2 separate regions of the Homo sapiens genome follow, and region 2 is linked to region 1. A link is a contact called in ENCODE Hi-C or POLR2A ChIA-PET data. All regions are on one chromosome and are shown on one strand. Each heading gives the region's core, a stretch centred on a gene start or an enhancer-like site at or near the end of the contact. The rest is flanking DNA. Distances are from core to core; before and after follow the strand shown. Region 1 overlaps LOC105373180 (a long non-coding RNA gene). Region 2 has its middle 19 kb from the start of MIR1587.

What was found. A loop is a pair of places that touch in the nucleus more often than their neighbours do. ChIA-PET counts read pairs that join two places held with the same protein, here RNA polymerase II (POLR2A). Pooled maps may share reads with other maps.
Region 2: a loop to region 1 is called in a pooled map, with 3 times the contacts of the local background. The contact joins two enhancer-like sites. A Hi-C loop is called at or near these places in 2 of 37 single-sample maps with no recorded cell type and 8 of 50 pooled maps. POLR2A ChIA-PET finds 5 or more read pairs at or near these places in 5 of 52 experiments (H1, SK-N-SH, activated CD4-positive, alpha-beta T cell and 1 more).

Annotation. Positions count from the first base shown.
Region 1 is chrX:39,933,792-39,939,382 of GRCh38, forward strand. LOC105373180 (a long non-coding RNA gene) reads left to right here. Exons shown (of 5, transcript XR_949028.3): 2 at 2,803-2,888; 3 at 3,518-3,651; 4 at 4,059-4,077; 5 at 4,276-5,303. Among named protein-coding and RNA genes, the nearest start is that of LINC03053, 73 kb to the right of the region's middle. RefSeq lists an enhancer at 3,168-3,397. Within about 2 kb of position 3,225, at least 3 of the 41 ENCODE cell types and tissues checked have a DNase peak (open chromatin) inside an H3K27ac peak, as active enhancers do.
Region 2 is chrX:39,815,291-39,820,926 of GRCh38, forward strand. No RefSeq gene overlaps it. Among named protein-coding and RNA genes, the nearest start is that of MIR1587, 19 kb to the right of the region's middle. RefSeq lists enhancers at 1,391-2,306, 2,307-3,224. Within about 2 kb of position 2,966, at least 5 of the 41 ENCODE cell types and tissues checked have a DNase peak (open chromatin) inside an H3K27ac peak, as active enhancers do.

The DNA of each region.
Region 1 (5,591 bases), core at 1,975-4,474:
AATGTTCCCAGCCATATGTTCCCAAAGGCCCCCTGGTATGTCCTATTCTGTGCCCACAAAACCCCATGTCTATTGCTATTGCTGCATGTTAGGAATCGGGTTTCTTTGCCTGTCTCCATCCATGGACAGGATGTTTGTTGCAGTCAGGGATGGGTTTATTCCAGTTTGCAGCCCCAGGACCCAGCTCAGAGCCTGTGGCTTAGAAGTAGGTACTAGCATCAGTTAGATCTGGGCACAGCTATGAGACTTCAGGACTCAGAACCTCACTTTCTTCATCTGTAAAATGTGAAGGGTACTAAATCTTCTTCCTAATGCTGGTTATAAAGATGACATCATATAACAAGTCTGCCCGGCACATGGCGGGGGCTTAGTGATGATAATAGCTTAGTCTAAGATAATATCTCAGTAAATGTTTATTGAACGAATAAATTCCTCCCATGAGGTTGAGGTGGGTTAAAATGCAAATACCTGGCCTGGCACAGTGGCCCCCACCTGTAATCCCAGCACTTTAGGAGGCCGAGGCGGGAGGATCACTTGAGGTCAGGGGTTCGAGACCAGCCTGGGCAACATGGCAAAACGCTGTCTCTACTAAAAACACAAAAAATTAGCTGAATGTGGTGGTGCATGCCTGTAGGCCCAGCTACTTGGGAGGCTGAGGTGGGAGGATCCCTTGAACCCAGGAGGTGGAGGTTGTAGTGAGCCAAGATCGGGCCACTGCACTCCAGCCTGGGTAACAGAGTGAGACCCTGTCTCAAAAAAAAAGCAAATACTCCCGACACTAACACTTTCAGATCCTGTTGCCGGTTAAGAATAAGTTTATCAGATAAGTTCTCCTCCCAGCCCCTGTGGCTGCCTGAGACCACCTTGCACCTGAAGAAAGACGGTGGGCAAACAAGGAAGAGCAAGGAGGAAGTACTTGCCAAGGATGGGAGACAAAGCACCCAGGAAGAGTCACAGCAGCTACATCCCTGAGCACTTGTCATGTGGCTGGCATTGAGCCCAGCTCTATTAAAAAAAAAAAATGACAGCCAGGCATGGTGGCTCACGCCTGTAATCCCGGCACTTTGGGAGGCCAAGGCAGTTGGATCATTTGAGGTCAGGAGTTTGAGACCAACCTGTTCAACATGGTGAGATCCCGTTTCTACTAAAATACAAAAATTAGCTGGGTATGGTAGCAGACACCTGTAATCTCAGCTACTTGGGAGGCTGAGGTGGGAGAATTGCTTGAACCCAGGAGATGGAGGTTGCAGTGAGCCAAGATTGCACCACTGCACTCCAGCCTGGGAGAGAGTGTGAGATTCCCTTTCAAAAAAAAAATAATTTAAAAAAAAACAAAATATGAGATGGTGTCTTGCTATGTTGCCCAGACTGGTCTCAAACTCCCGGGCTCAAGCAATCCTCCTGCCTTGGCCTCTCAAAGTCCTGGGATTACAGGGGCCCGGCCTCAGCTCTTACAAGTGCTATCCAGTTGAAGTCTCCCAGTAACCCTGGAAAGAATCTTTTATTGTCCTCATTTTCCAGACCAGGAGACTGGGGAGCCAGGAAGGAAAATAACTCACAAGATTATGAAGCCAAAATTTGAACCCAGTTCCATCTGACTCCAAAACTCATGCTGTCACCCAGCCTTGCCAGCCTGCCTGCTGGTGGGCCTCCTGGTGGCTCTGTGTAGCCCGGGCCTTGTACATGCCAGTCGCTTAGGTCTGTCACGCCCCAGAGTGTTGGTTTACTGAGAGCCAGGGAAATCTTCGTGCCAAAGGGGCCTGAAAACCTCTCAGTCACAGATGAAAAACAAATCTGCGTATGTCCATTCGGGGCTCGTGCGGCTGGTAGCGGCCAGGCCCTGGGGAGCGCCCCTTCTCTGAGCCATCACCAGGAGGCAGGCAGCCTCTTCCACGGCTCTTTCCCTCCCAGAAGCCTGGAGGCCACTGACTGTGAGGACATCACTAAGCTCTCCGAGAGGAATGGACTCAACTGCAGGGGGTTCAGTGACTCACCTCCAGCCAGGCCCTCCCAGGAAGAACCTGTGGCTGTACAACCCTCCACCCCCCAGTGCCATCTTGCCAAGGTTTTGCCCGGCGTCGTCGACCTGGGGTGCAGAAAGCAGCCGGTGAATGGCAAAAAAGGGGCCTGCAGTCAGCAGGGCCTGCCTGTACCTCCCCACACACAGAGGACCTCGCTCGGGCCACCGGAGAGTGTGCTGGTACTGCCTGGAGGGGCCCAGGCAGCCAAGGAACAGCCTTCTTGGGCGGCCGTGCAGCCTGCCTGAGGGGCCAGGTCTCTCCAGCCTGCCAGAAGCCGGTGGCCCAGCACTGGCAGGAGACTCTCCTGACCTGCCCCAGCAAGCCCACAGGGGAAGGCTCAAGCTGTTAAAGTGGCACTAGCAGAAGGGAAGTAATGGGCACTGGGATTCTTGACAACATTTCCGTTCGGGCTGGTTCCGCGTTTCCCTCAAGCGAAGGTAATGCTGTTTCCAGCATCTGAGCTCCTAGAGGAGAGGGAAACATCCCTGCTCAGTGCCTGGCTGCAGAGGGAGGGGTAAGACACACAGGAGCCTGCTGGAGGGTGAGGGAGGGGAAAGGGGCAGGACAGCCACCTGTGCCCAGGAGAACCATCTGCCTGGTCACTCTTAGCCCAACAAATGGCCAAACAAAGATGAGCTTCTGAGTGACCCCGACAACTGAAAGCGGCCAAGGCTGAAGTCCACGGTGGGAAGCCAGAACTTTGACATCCACTAGCTTACAAGTCAACGTTGCATTCTCTCTCTCTCTCTCTCTCTCTCTCTCTCTCTCTCTCTCTCTGCAGTCAGGAACAGCACTGGAAGCCAACAGGCCAGATGGAGTTAGTCCTGAAGTCAAACTTTCAGAAAGAAAAATGTCTTAGTCTTCAAGGTGAGTGTGCCAGTTGCCTACCAGCAGATCAGTTGGTCATAGTGGACCCCAGACTGCACAGGCTTTGGAAACAGTCTGCTGTTTAGAGAGTAGTCTAGGTTCACTTTGGAGGGCTTCTGGAGACCTGCTTCCGTGTCCTCTTTGTCCCCCACCCCACCCCACCACCTCTGCCAGGCCTGCCCCTTAGCAAACTCAACCCTTAAGCATTGAAGCATACTAGGGCTCCTTGGTTCTTAAGGTAACTTGAGATCCCTCAGGTGTGGCATTTAAAAGCAAAGGTTCTAGATTTGGACAAATTTAGGTTTGAATCCCAGTTCTGCCTCCTACTAGCCGTGGACTTTGGGTAAGCTATTTGAGCTCTCTGGGTTTCACTTTCCTTATCTGAAAAATGAAACTAATAGTAATACTTATGCAGGGTGGCATTGTAAAGTTTAAAGAACAGAAGTGAAGTGTTCAGGGTTTAGCCCAGCACCCAGCACACAGTAGACACTCAACAAATGTTGGTACCTCCAGCACCCCAGAATTCTAGCCTGGGACAATCCAGGGCAGGCTGGCTGAAGCTCAAAGCAGCAAGACGGCCGCCAAAATGTAATCTACTCACTGGCTGATTCTCCAAAATACCCTCCCAGTCTATGCATCCTGGGCTCTGTCCCTAAGAGGAAGCCAGACCTTTCTGCTCACCAACTCGTCCCCCTGCACCTTCCTGATTGAAGCCACATTCCACGTCATGCCTGTACATCTTCCCCTCGCCCTTCAGACCCAGGTAGGGGCGCTCCCTGAGCCCCCAGCGGGGGGTGGGGCGGGCACCCATTGGCAGAGAGCAGAGACGCTGGGCTCCTGACCTCAGCACACATAGGTGATGCTCCAAGGGGGCTGCGCTCAGACACATCTTAAGGGGAAACCACAAGACTGAGCCATTGTGCTTATTGGCGCCATAAATCACCAACGGTTCCTATCTTGCTGCACCTCCCTGCCCCCGCTCCCTTCCAGCTAAGCTGTCCCAGGGCCCGCCCCCCCACCACCTCCCGACACCACCACCAGGGCCTGCATGACTCCCCAAGTCGGGGGCCAGAGCCACCCGCTCACTTACAAGCAGGATGAGTTCCGCGGAGTTTATTTGTTCTCCTTCTTTTTCAAAAATCTGAACTGCCTTTGTTCCTGAACAATAAGGAGTGTGCAGCTATGGAAGGTGAGGGGCCACGGGTGGATTGGGGTGGGGTGAGAACAAGGGCTTGGGGGGTCGAGGGCAGGCCTAGAGAGCTTGGATGCTCGGCAAGCCCAGGGCCAGCGCTCCCCTGAACTCTGGCCCCTGGCCAGCCCTCCTCAAAGCTGAGATGACTTCCTGGCTTCTGTATCCAGAACACATTCTCTATTACTCTGTCCACAGCCCTTTTTTCAAAATGGTCACAGGGTTCAACTCAGCCTAACTGGACACAGGCCTGGTCCCTGCAGCATCGAAGAAGCCAGGGGTAGCATCTTTGGCCAAGTCACCCACTGACCCCCACGGCCTGGCAACTTTTGTGCTTCCCACCTGCATGTCACCTCTGGGGGTCCCTTCCCTCCAAGAACGTTGCCATCAGGTGGTCTTTCTGATTTCCTCTGCTTCAGCAAAGGCCTTATTTTTTACTCAAGAGCCTGGCTTCCTGATCTGCACAAAAGAGACTCTCCAGATGTGTCCTGGAAAATCCCCCAAAAGTAGGGGGAAAGGTCCCAGTCAAAGCCAAAGCAAGGAAGAGGAAAAAGAGGAAGGAGGAAACTGTCATGGGATAAGATTTTGTCACATATCTGTAATTAAAGGTCCTCTTATATGTGCATACACAAACACACGCACGTATACGCATAACACGGTTAACAAATATTAAGATCTTAACAGTGGCCTTCTCTAGGAAAGATGGGATTATGGGTGACTTTGATTCGCCTCTATCCTAGCTCTCCTCTTACTAGCTGTGTGATTTAGAGCAGGTTAGCTAGCCTCTCAGTTACTCAGTTTCTTCACCTGTAAAATGGGGCCATCATTCTTCTCAGTGTACTATATTGTGAAGATTAAATGAGATTATACATATCAAGATCTCAGAACAGTGCCAGGCACACGTAGTAGAGGTTGAGCATTCTTAATCTGAAAACCAAAAATCTGAAATGCTCCAAAGTCCAAAACTTTTTGAATGCCAACATGACACCACAAGTAGGAAATTCTACACCTGACCCCATGTGATGGGTCGCAGTCAAAAGACCATCAAAACTTTGTTTTGTGAACAAAATTATTAATAATATTGTATAAAATTACCTTCAGGCTACACATGTAAGATGTATATGAAACATTAATAAATTTTGTGTTTAGACTTGGGCCCCAACCCCAAGATATGTCATCATGCATATGCATATATTCCAAAATAAAAAAAAATCCAAAATCCAAAACACTTCTGGTCCCAGGATTTAGGATAAGGAATATGCAACTTGTAACAGAATCAACAAATACAACAACTATAATTATTTCTCCCTGTCTCCTTAGCCTTTTGCAAAGGGTATGCATTGCTTTGTAAATTTTTTTAAGCGTTGTATTGTTTTAATTCAAAAAGTAGCTGGCACGGGGGCTCACGCCTTTAATCTCAGCACTTTGGGAAGCCGAAACGGGTGGATCACGAGGTTAGGAGTTCGAGACCAGCCTGACCAACATGGTGAAACCCCATCTTTACTAAAAATACA
Region 2 (5,636 bases), core at 1,716-4,215, 120 kb before region 1:
AAATACTATGTAATGCTGTGTCCGTGTCTTTTCAACTCCATGGTCAGCACCATCACGTGGGCAGCTTGAGACTGGCTGTGGTGGGAGTATTTGCATCATGGAAATCAGCAGATACTACAAGTCAGGGCTTGGGGGGCAGGGAGCCAGTTGTTAAACATTTACTAGCACATCACCAGAATCATCATTTAAGTTCAATAATTTATGTGGCTGATTTCATGTACTCTGGGCAGTTCTATCACATTCCCCAAAATTATAATGTCCGCTCTCACCCAAAACAACACAGAAAGTTGGGGGAGGAAGGGGTTATGTTCTTCCCATAACCTAATCTGAACACTGAGGAAGGAGGAGCCCACACAGTTTAGTGCTAAGTGCCACAGTGCAGATAGGTGAATCAGGGAGTCCACCGCCAGGGTCTAGACTGCTGTGGAAAGCTTACCCCCAGGGACAGATGCCTAACATTTGCATATTCAAATTGACCAGTGGGGAACTCAGGATATCTTGTCTGTGATTGGTGGGATGACTTAGGGACTGCCCATGGGTACCACTTGTGCTGTGAGTCAGGGCCCCAGTAGCAATGGATGGCAGACTCAGCAAGAGGGTTAACTGACAAGAGTTTGTAAAGGGACTATTTACAGAGTTGTGGGCAGATTACAGAAACCACAAGGGATAGGGAAGTACCCTGGGACTAGCAACAATGGGAAGCTGCCACCACTCCCTGGACTGAGGGAGCCAGGAGTGGGGGCTGTTAGCAGAACCTGGAAAGAGCTGTAGGTGAGGGCTGCTATGGGACGAGGAACGCAGCCACCACCAAAAGGGCAGCCCAGCTGTGGAAATAAATACCCAACCTCTGACTCCTCCTACCTGCCTCCCATTGGCCAAGCCAACCAGAAGCCAGTGGTCAAGGCAGCCCAAGGGATCCAGTCCCCAAGGATCAAGGATCAGCCTCCTGGGCACAGAAAGTGGATGGGGTGAGGGGAGGGCAAATAGATCTGCCCGGCCAATATGGTGCTGCCCCTACCAGTCTGCTGGCTTGAAGAGGATGTGCCAGAGACCACTCACCTGCATGGCTGGCCCAGTAGAACAAACCACAGGCTGGCTGTGGGCCTAGAGGCAGGCAGGCCAGCCGGAGCCTGGCAGAGATATACCAGAGTCAAAGGAGGGCCATCCAAGACCGTCCAGTTGACCTAAACGTGATGTGGAGAGGGATGTGTCTTAGCTACACCTATGTCCAGAATTAAGCCTCTGCACAGGTGTGGATTTTACCTCGAGGCTAATAAAGCTTAAAGTTCAGGGCCTTGACTCGCACAGTCCCCTTCCAAGGCCCTGGTAGGGTCCTAGCAGTTATCATTTGTACCTCTGCACTGTTTTTCTTCAAGAAGGCCCCAAAATTCACGTAACTTTTAGGCCCCCAAACTTGGATCTGACCCTGCAGCTGCATTAAGAAGAGATTGGGCTGCTATTCTGGTTTCTCCTTCCAGGGGGTAAGTTTATCCGCAGGGTACAGGAGGGCAGAAGGGACTGTACCTCCCCACAAGAGGGGTTTTGCCTCCGCTCTGCTTCTCTTGGAGGAGCATTTCCCAAGCTCCTCCTCCTCACCTCGTTCTGGGAGAGGGTTAATAGACGTGGGGGTAGGAGGCCTCTTGGGGCCAAATACTTCTGGAAAGATTGGCGGCCTCTCCACTGCCCCCCACCCACCAACCTCCGGAAGATTCACAATGTACATTAGCATAGTAAAGGCTCCAGATAAAGAAAACGTTTGGCTTTGTTTACTGTGGGGGTTGCCCATACTTCCTGGAGCTTAAGCTGAAAGCGAAAGGATGAGTAGGAGTCAGATAGTTGTAGGAGTCAGATAGTTTTAGGAGTCAGAGGGTTTTAGGCTTGAGGGTACAGCCCCAGCAAAAGCCTCGCAAAGCCCGGAGAACTGGAAGAAATTGCTGCTGGAAGGCAGAGTTTGAGGTGGTGGAGCCGGGAGGGATGGACTAGAGGAGCCCCCCAAGCAGGCCTTTCATCCTGAGGACACCGGGCGACAACGCGCTCAGAGCTCTGAATCAGAGCTTCCCTGAATCACAGGCAGAGCTCCCAGCTCTCTGAAGGCTTGGCATGCTGCTGTTTGCATCCTTCCATCTGTTAGCGATGTTTCAGGCTGGGCAGGCATTGTCCTCATAGAGTTTCTCCCCCATTGTCTCTGCCTCTGCTCACCCCAAAGCTGGCAGAACCACAGCGCCCAGTGGCCTCTGGCTGCAGAGGGCATGAGGACTTCAGGCTGGTTTCCCAGAAACAGGAGGGTTTGTAGATAACCCTGATACCCTATGACCAAAGGCACCGTTCCCAAAACCCCTGCCCATGGAGCTATAGCCTAGTGCTGCCAAGTAAAGTTTGGTTCTGGAAAAAACAATTAGCCTACAGGGGTAGCACTAGCTGTTTCTGAAGTTCTACAGCCCAGGCCACCACTGGGTGCTGGCCTCAGTCCCATGAACCTTCAGCCCTGCCAATGAGAAGAATTCACAGATTTATTGTCTTCTAGAAAGGTTGGGGGACACATTCCTCCATGCCACTCTCTGCTAGTTGAGGGCCTGTCCTTTTTCCCCAGGGAATAGTATCTCCCTGGCCAGAGAGCGAGCGGACCAGGCTTTGCTTTCCAGCCTCACATAACCACCCTCCCGATGCCAAATATGACACATTCTTCAAGCTAATGACCTCTGCCCCCACCTTAAAAATAACAGCCCTCCACTTCATCCATCTTTGGGCTGATGACTGCTTTTTCTCGAGCAGGCACGGACTCTAGCAGTTCCTTTGTTTTCCAGTGATGCTTTTTATCCTCCATCTGATTTCATGTCATCTGTGTCTGTGACTGAGCAGGGCTCCCCCGTCTCCTGGCTCGCCCCGCCCATGCACCTTTGGACGTGAGTCTGGAGAGCCTCTGATTCCATGTACAGATTTGCAGGGCTGGCATTTGCCTCTCACATTGGTGCTCAGAGTGGCCGTGTGAAAAGAGGGCGGTCTGGCCGTGGGACTGACTTCCCAGAGCAACAGGGCAAGCTGGTGAGTAAGAACCAGCCTTTTTGCTGGCAAGGGACCTGGGCAGAGATGGGCCCTAATATACCCAGGAGCAACTTGAAGAATAAATACAAGTCATGAGCAGCATTACTGCCAGAGTGTGACAGCTGGCCACCTAGCCCTAGATGGGTACAGGGGAGTGTGTAGAGCCTGGAACCTTCTGGAATGGGGTAAAGGAGTAGCTGAGGGCTCCTAGCTCCACCCTTGGCTCTTTACATGCTCCTGAACACACAAGGGTCCCGCCTAAAATACCGGAGGGCATGGGAGTCTACGTGTTAGTCCCTGTGGCAATTTGAGTCCTCCAGGTAGAGGACACCAAGAGAGAGTAAGTGTGAGAGATGTATTGGGGGAGATTTTTAAGAAGGATAAAGGGGGGGGGGGGACTTCAGACCGGGAGGCAGCTCTGACCCCTGCAGAAGGAGAGGGGAAGGAAGGAGGGGTGGGTAGGGAGAGCCTCAGCCGGCAGCGCAGCTCTGAGAAAGCCTCAGCCAGGCCGATGGGGAGCCCCAGAGCACAGACTGCCCATCAGAAACTTCCTGTGTCAGGCAGTAATGACCCAGCTCTAGTCCCCCTGCTATGCTCTGTCATCGGGCGGGAACAGCCTGGGGAGGGTGGCCTCAGCAAGAATGCTGCAGCAGATCCCGAAGGTGCCACAGCCAGAGGCTAGCAAACCATGACACTTCTTCCAGAAACTTTTCCGCTGAAGGGAGGTCTGGGCAGTGCCCTTGCATGGCTGCCACTGTCCTTTTGTGTGGGGGTAAGGGGGTATCAGTGAGGGGAACTCTGAACCCTGGTCTCATGACCTCAGTCAAGCTTTTCTCTGTTGTAGCTTCTTAGTGTGTGGATGAGGGGAATGAACTATACCACATCAGTCCCCATCTCTATGGGGATGCTTGACACCCTGGATTCTGGTTATTTCAGTCTTTGAGCTCCTAGAAGGTAGACATGGAATCAAAAAAGATACCGAAGGGCCTCCACCACCAGAGACAGACACATTGCAGTTGGAAAGGGTCCAGAGTCCTTTTCCACTTGCAAGTACAGAAGGGATGTGGGCCTGGCCCAAGACCACTGAGCTATCCAGTCATTGATTCCATTATTCCACAAAGATGTGGTAGCCACCTACTCCGTGCAGATGGCTACTGTGTGCCCAAGGGGGCCATGGGTCTCCTGAGGACCAGACGGGCTTCAGCAGGAAGACCTTGCTGCCCATCTCTCCCACCCAGCCTTGGTGATTCTCAAAACCGAGGGGCAATATTCCAGATCAACCCCACTTGGTCCTGAGGAAGAGAGAAATGGTCAGGGGCGGAGGGTGGGGGAGGTCTCAGGACAAATAATATAATCCCAGTGACTCCCCCGACACTTCCCCTGCACTATCACCTCACAAATACGTGCATTCACACGTGCACACACGCACAACCACACAGCCATCTTTGGCATCATTAATAATTTATCTTTGAAGAAGCCTGTACAGTTTACAAATATTAAAGCATTATCTCACTATTTTAATCACAACGACTGCTTTGGGGTATTCTCGTTCTTTCTGATAATGAAGCTAGGCTCCGAGATCAAACTTCAACAAGGTCAAAGGGATGGCAGGTGGTTCTTAACCTTTGGGACTGTCTCAGATCCCTTTAAGAACTCTCCCCTCGGAAAAATGCATCTACCCAGAATTTTGCCCACTCTTTCAGGGGTTTGCAGTCCCTACTTCAAGCCCTTGCAGGGCTCCGCCTCCCCACCCCAGTCCCGGTGCGGCTGAGTTGGACCCGGCGGCCGCAGGATAAAATCCAGAGAGGAGTCCGTGTGACGGCGCAGCAGGATTAAGAAATCTCCCAGACCAGGATGGGCACAGAAATGGTTAAGGGGGTGGAGGGTTTTGTTTTTCACCTCTGAGGACTCTGTTATGGGTCATTAAGAACACAAGACCGAACGAGCATTCCATTTGCTGGGCCTGCCTCTAGCGCACAGCTCTGCTTCCCGACAAGATAAGTTCTGTGCAGGAAGGAAATCCTGGGCCCAGGGAGGCAGATGGGAAATCACCCCAGATAAGGCGGCTGCTCCGAGTGCTGGAGTCACACAGGGCCTTTCTGCTGCAAGAATGGCACTGCCGAGAGTCTGCGTTTCTTGCCAGCTGAGGAGGAGGAGGCTCTTCGGAGGCGTCTCCTAACACATTGCTGTTCTAGGCAGCTCTGCAAGGGGAACCCCCCAACGGGGGTGCAGCACCGTGCCTCCAAGTGAAGGAGAGGCCCTCGGGTTCCCGGAGTCTGGAGAGGTGGCCTCCAGCGGTGCCCCGGCCGCCTCCGGCTAGGCCCGCACACAGTTTACCCCCACCCAGGCCTCCTGGCACCCCCGCCCCGCATCCACCACCCAGGTGGTACCTGTGCCCGCGCAGGTGAGGAAAAAGGCCTGTGGAAAACATCATTACTGATAAATAACAGTTCCTTTCAGGTTTAATGACACGTTGCATCCATCCTAAATCTCTCAAAAAAAAAAAAAAAGAAGAAGAAAAGAAAAAAAAGAAAGAAAAAGAAAAAAGCCCTCTCGAGGGACTGCGCCTCGCGCCTGTAAATAGGAACGACAGG